Regions from separate parts of the Homo sapiens genome. Here region 2 is linked to region 1. The links are chromatin contacts, found by Hi-C or POLR2A ChIA-PET in ENCODE. All regions are on one chromosome and are shown on one strand. The core of a region is the stretch at or near the end of the contact, and the rest is flanking DNA. Distances in the headings are between cores, read along the strand shown. Region 1 holds the start of NR3C1 (nuclear receptor subfamily 3 group C member 1). Region 2 overlaps ARHGAP26 (Rho GTPase activating protein 26).

Region 1 (2,739 bases), core at 69-2,568:
GTCTTAAGTGGTATTACAAGGTTGCAATTATCAAGTCTGCAACCCCAAACGTCAAACTAGCACTTGTAAAAATCGCAGCACAAAACCATTACGGTTACAGGGGGTCTTTTTCTAAAAGGGGCCACTTAGAAACCTCAGGCGCGAATTAACAACAAACGCTAAAGAGCAAGCCCTTGCGGGGCGGGGGTGGAGAAGAGAAAAAAGTGCGAGGTTAAAAGAGAAGTACGTCCAGACCTGTTGAGTTCTCTCTCCGACACGCCCACTTCTAACAGATAACGCCGGCCCCGGCCGCAGTCTCCAAGTTGCGGGCTGTCAGCCCCCCGCGTGTGCACCCTCACGCGCCCCGCACGCCCTCCTCAAGCCAGGCGCCGCCGGGGCCTCCCCGGAGCCCGGGCTCGCGCTCGGGCGCGCCGGGGTGGCGTGCAAATATTCGGGCGAGTAAAATTCAGACGCGGCTTAGCGTTCACCACGAAAACGGGTGTCGGGCGACCCCCTTGGAGGGAAAGGGGACACTAGGGGGAGAAAAGAGGCCAGGATTCCCGCGAGGAATGAGAGGCTCGAAGCCCCCGGCAGTTCGACAGGGCTCCGCTCGCCGTCCGAGGTCAGGTTCCTCCCCCTCGGCCCGGCCAGGGGACGCCTGCGGAGGGAGAGGAAGAGGCCAGCGCTGTCACCCGCGCGCTGCCCTTTCGTCACCGTCGCCCGGCCCTTGCCAGCCCCCCACCCCCACTCCCCGAGGCTAATAAAAGTTTGTAGGCTCCCGCGGCGGCCCCCGAGTTGTCTCCGGTCCCAGCGGCACCTCGGGGGAGCGAGCGCGCCCCGGCCCCCTCCCGCCTCGCTTCTTACCTCTGGCAGAGGAGCCGCTCGCCCGCCACCGTCCGCAGTTCCCGCCGCAGCCGAGATAAACAACTTAGCTTGTGAACGCAGAAGGAGCAGGAGGGAAATATATTTTTTTTTTCTAAAAAAAGGAAGTAAACAGCCGCCCCTTTCTCCATGGGTGGGGGGAGAGCCCCTATTTAAGAAAGTCTCCCATTGCCCAGCTGACAAGCCAGCCCTCCGCCCCGCGCCGGGCTCCGCGGGTCGAGGTTCCGGGCGCGCGTGCCCCGTCCCGGTCCCAGCTGCTTCGGCCGCTCCGGCTGCGGCGTCTCCTTCCACCCACAGAATCCGTCCCCGACGGGCAGGCGGTGACTCGGGCTCCCGTCACAGACACGAGCTCGCAAAATGGAGGAGGCGGCGGCGGAGGGAAGAGAGCGCGGACACGCGAAAGGGCAGCCCGGCCTGGGCGAGCGAGCGGGACCGAGCGGGGAGCGGGTGGAGGCGGCGCCACGGCGCGCACACACTCGCACACACGCGCTCCCACTCCACCCCCGGCCGCTCCCCGCCCGAGGGGCCGCGCGGCGGCCGCGGGGAACGATGCAACCTGTTGGTGACGCTTGGCAACTGCAGGGGCGCCCGCGGTCCCTGCCCCCACGCCCTCCGCGCGGGCCCCGCCACCCCGGCCCCGACGGCGCCTGCACGCCCGCGTCCCCTGGCGTGGCCGCCCCGCCCGGTGCGCCGCGCTTCGCCCCCCGCCCCCAACTCCCCAGGAAAAAGGGTGGCGGCGGCAGCGGCGGGGGCCGACCTGGTCTCTCTGGGGCGGCGTTAAGAGGGCCACCGAGTTTCTCCAGTTTCTTTTCTCGCTACCTCCTTCCCGCCCCCGCCCAGCTCCGCGGCTCCAGACCCACTCGGGAGCTCGCTCTGCCCCTTGGCGGCAAGCGCCGCCAGTGCCCCTGCGGGTGACAGCGGGCGGGCCACAAGAGCCGGGGCGCCTCCCGCGGCTGAGCTGCGTGAGTGGCCCGCGCCGCCGCCGCCGGGCCGAGTTGCGTGAAGTGTGTCACTTCGAAAGGGGCTACGGGGTTGCACGGAAACGGTGCCGCAGCGTCTCGGCCGCGCTCGGGGCCGGGCGGCCTGACACGCCCTCTGGGGAGGCTTCAGGGAAGGGACGGGATAGCGGGGGTCGGCGCATACGTACTTTGGGCCCGGGGGGAGTCGCGTGCCGGCAGGTCCCCCACCACCGCATCATCTGGGCGGCCGGGTCTTCAGCTGCCGCCGCCGCGCTCTCGCACTGGGAGAGAAGTTGCAAAGCAGAACCCACCCTCCCCCGCGCCCCGACCGTCCCCCACCCTCTTCCCCGAGTCTGCGAGGCGGCGGCGGCGGCAGAAGGAGGCGCCGCCTGCCAAGTTCAACCCCCACCCCTCCCGCCCAATGTGCTCACACTCGAAGGAAGTTGCACGCCAAATGCAAAACCTCCAGCGAGCTGGATTTCTTTGCACTTTTTTTTTATTATTATGATTAAGGAAAGCAGGGGGCGGCAGGCTTAAAAGCAAGTTGCAGGCGAAATAGTAAGTTGCTGGCGAAATATAGCCCCCCTTCCGAAACTCCTGACCTCTTCTTCCACCCCGGCCAGGGCCCGCGTCCAAGTTCCCGGTGCAGGCCCCACCCCCGAATCTTGACATTTGCTGCCCTCGACTCTGTGCGTTGCTCACCCTATCACGTTCATAGGACCCCTGCCCCTACAAATAAAACAAAATACAGGCAGCTTTAAAATGCCAGCGTTCAACTCCCTACAGATGTTCCTGTTAGGAGCTTCCCCCTCAGTCCAAGGGGAAGGGAACTCGTGGTCCGTCCTGAGAAAGGAGAGGGCCGTGGGGCGAGGGGTGCCCGTGCGGGAAGCCCCCGCCCCAGCTCCCTTCCCCAGCTCGC
Region 2 (3,153 bases), core at 201-2,700, 300 kb before region 1:
ATTCTTCACTTGAGAAGCATCACTGAGAATGCGTCATATGCCAGAACACCTCTCTCTTGGATCATTGCAAGAGAGTTAGGAAGGAATGAGAATGAGTCTGGCAGGAAGGATGCATTTTTAGAGATGAGGGCAAAACAGAAAATTACTCTGGTTCGAGTGTGTCATTTCTCTTTCTCATAATTTTTTGTTTCACTTTCAGTGCTGGGGACCAACAGGTCTCTTGATGTAGGGTTGTGGCCCCATACACCTTCTATTTCTGCTCAGGGAGTGGGCCTTAAATGTGTCTTTCCTGGGCCTTCATACAGTCCTCACTCTTTCCTTTGGTTTTTATTAACAAAAGGTGATTGTTTTCTTAGCTCTTTGGGGGTGACTCCTTCTCATCAGGTGTCACCATTTCTGATTTTTTTCCCTCTCCTTTCCTTAACATCCAACCAGGCAGTGCTTTGGTGTTTGTCAGATATAATGCTCTTCAGGTAATATCTTTCTTTAATTACTTTTCCCTTCTTTTTTTTTTTTAATTTCCCTGAAACAGACACACACACTGTTGCCTTGAACAATTGCTTCCTACCTCCCTCTCTCTGGGAACTGGATTAATTTTTTTGTCATTGCTTAATGGAAATGTCGACATTTCAATTTCTGCTGCATGTTCTACACAAAATTTAACTGGACAAGATAGGGAGAGAAGCTGGAGAAGGGAAAGTTCGTCATATGACATAAAAGCTTTTTTTTTTTTTTTCTTCCATAATGGCTTAGAGTGTGCCTTCCTTAAAAAGGGGGAAGCAGCTACTATGGCAACAGGTTCTATTTTCCTTAGGGGCTGTGGTGGCGCTGATAGAACTGGAGTCTGGAGAACATGAAACAATAGCCAGGAGCCCCAGGAGCCTGCAGCATGTTTTTTTTGTAGTAATTACTAGCCTTTTCCATGATTCAAAACTATGTGGTAAGTGGAACTGGGTAGGTTGGTGGTGGTTTTGTTTCTGAGTGATATAGACAGCAGGACCGTGAGTAAGGGACCCTCTCTACATCTCACAGAGAACCCGTACAGTGCGCGCCTGGCTGGGGAGACTGCTCTGCTCCAGCCCAGATATCCCTCCCTCTTCTCTTCACTTCCTGCCTTCCAGGCCTGGGGCTCCCTCCTGATAAACTTCAGTCTGTTCCACTAGCAAGTACCAGAGTGTGAGTCTCCCCTGGCAGGTCTTCCTAGAAATGCCACCTCCATTTCTTTCAGAGGTTTCCCTTCATTAAAGACCTCAGTGTCGGCCCCAAACATGCAGAAAAGGGGTGCTTGTTTGACTCTCCTAGAACAAGTTCTTATCAGAGGCAATCTTTTTCCTCCCCTAACTCAGAATGCTGATCCTCATAAAGCTTGAGCAACAGTGCTTGGTTCTGCTAATCACTGCTGGACCCATGCCGGTCACACAATTAAAAGTTGGCGTTTGGGACTTTGTGGCCTGGTTACACCCCTGTGCCTGTTGCGTCGCCCATCCGGGCTCTAGGGAGACAGAGACTCTTTCATTGCACAGCTCATGAAATACCAGAGGAGAAAGCTTGCTTTCTTACCAAAGCATTCTTCACTAATAACGTTCTCTGCATATACTCCAATCCTGCCTCTTTGAAACTTCTGTTTAAATTAGTTCTCCTCCTCCTTCTCCTTATCATTGTGCTTTGTACAGCCCTTGATAATTTTCAGTACTTTTTTCACCTCCCTTGCTTGCTTTGTCCTTACAGCATCCCAGTGCCTCTATGAAATAGACCAGGGAAGAGGCAGCACAATCCATTTTTGGTCTCTGTGGTAGCCACAAACGTTTATATAATGCCTCCCAAGTGCCATGGTGGAGTCTGGTGGAGTCTGCCCAGCTTCACAGGGGGGATCTGACATCTCCCAACTATTTTTCTTCCCCATGAAAATTTGTGAAAGATATATGGATTATAAACACAAGGATACCTTAATAGGTGTAGAGCTTTATTAAATTTTTAAAATGTAGAACTAAGGTGCCATCCTTGCCTGGTATGTCGTCTTCTTTACCTGTTCTTTTGATTTGCTTTGCTGCAGACTAATTGTGCCTGGGACCTTAAAAGTCACTGGATCAGTAGACATGGGAAAAAGTTCAATATCATTACTCTTCAAAGAAATGAAACTTTTAAAAGTCAGGAAACAACAGATGCTGGAGAGGATGTGGAGAAATAGGAACGATTTTACACTGTTGGTGGGAGTGTAAATTAGTTCAACCATTGTGGAAGACAGTGTGGCAATTCTTCAAGGATCCAGAGCTAGAAATACCATCTGACCCAGCAATCCCATTACTGGGTATATACCCAAAGGATTATAAATCATTCTACTGTAAAGACACATGCACACGTATGTTTATTGCAGCACTGTTCACAATAGCAAAGACTTGGAACCAACCCAAATGCCCATGAATGTTAGACTGGATAAAAAAAAAAATGTGGCACATATACACCATGGAATACTATGAAGCCATAAAAAAGAATAAGTTCATGTCCTTTGCAGGGACATGGATGAAGCTGGAAACCATTCTCAGCAAACTAAGAGAAGGAACAGAAAACCAAACACTGCATGTTCTCACTCGTAAGTGGGAGTTGAACAGTGAGAACATATGGGCACAGGGAGGGGCACAGCATACACCGGGACCTAACAGGGGGTAGGGGGAAGAGGAGGATAACCTTGGGAGAAATACCTAATGTAGATGACGGGTTGATGGGTGCAGCAAACGACCATGGCACATGTATACCTATGTAACCAGCACATTCTGCACGTGTATCCCAGAACTTAAAGTATAATAAAAATATATATATATACACACAATGGAATATTATTCAACCTTAGAAAAGGAGATCCTGCTATTTGTTACAACATGGATAGACCTAGAGAAAAAAAAAAAGAGAGAAATGAAACTTAAGATAAAAGCTTTCAAAATAGCAATACCTTATTTTGGTGCTAGTGAAAGCACCAAAAGGAAAAATAAAGGTCCTAGGGAAATGGGCATATTAAAATTTTCTAGGTGGGAATGTAAATTGACATAGATCTCATGGGTGACAGTTTGGTAATATCTATTAAAAATATTTATGCTGGCTAGGCACAGTGACTCACGCCTGTAATCCCAGCACTCTGGGAAGCCGAAGCAGGTGGAT

Evidence for each region. Hi-C counts contacts between places; a loop is a spot of excess contacts on that map. ChIA-PET counts read pairs that join two places held with the same protein, here RNA polymerase II (POLR2A). Pooled maps may share reads with other maps.
Region 2: a map of pancreas shows a loop between it and region 1 (6-fold over the local background). The contact joins the enhancer-like site here to the promoter of NR3C1 in region 1. A Hi-C loop is called at or near these places in 41 of 168 maps with a recorded cell type or tissue (CD14-positive monocyte, Caco-2, HCT116 and 25 more), 26 of 37 single-sample maps with no recorded cell type and 36 of 50 pooled maps. POLR2A ChIA-PET finds 5 or more read pairs at or near these places in 8 of 52 experiments (A549, HEK293T, MCF 10A and 5 more).

Annotation. Positions count from the first base shown.
Region 1 is chr5:143,402,368-143,405,106 of GRCh38, forward strand. NR3C1 (nuclear receptor subfamily 3 group C member 1) reads right to left here and starts at 1,319. Exons shown (of 9, transcript NM_000176.3): 1 at 844-1,319. It overlaps LOC128966704, which reads right to left. Exons shown (of 2, transcript XM_054328421.1): 2 at 2,299-2,549. The coding sequence ends at 2,519. RefSeq lists silencers at 315-414, 625-704, 945-2,214 and enhancers at 2,220-2,739, 2,265-2,334, 2,375-2,514.
Region 2 is chr5:143,101,136-143,104,288 of GRCh38, forward strand. All of the region lies in intron 17 of ARHGAP26 (Rho GTPase activating protein 26), which reads left to right. Among named protein-coding and RNA genes, the nearest start is that of ARHGAP26-IT1, 90 kb to the right of the region's middle. Within about 2 kb of position 1,451, at least 3 of the 41 ENCODE cell types and tissues checked have a DNase peak (open chromatin) inside an H3K27ac peak, as active enhancers do.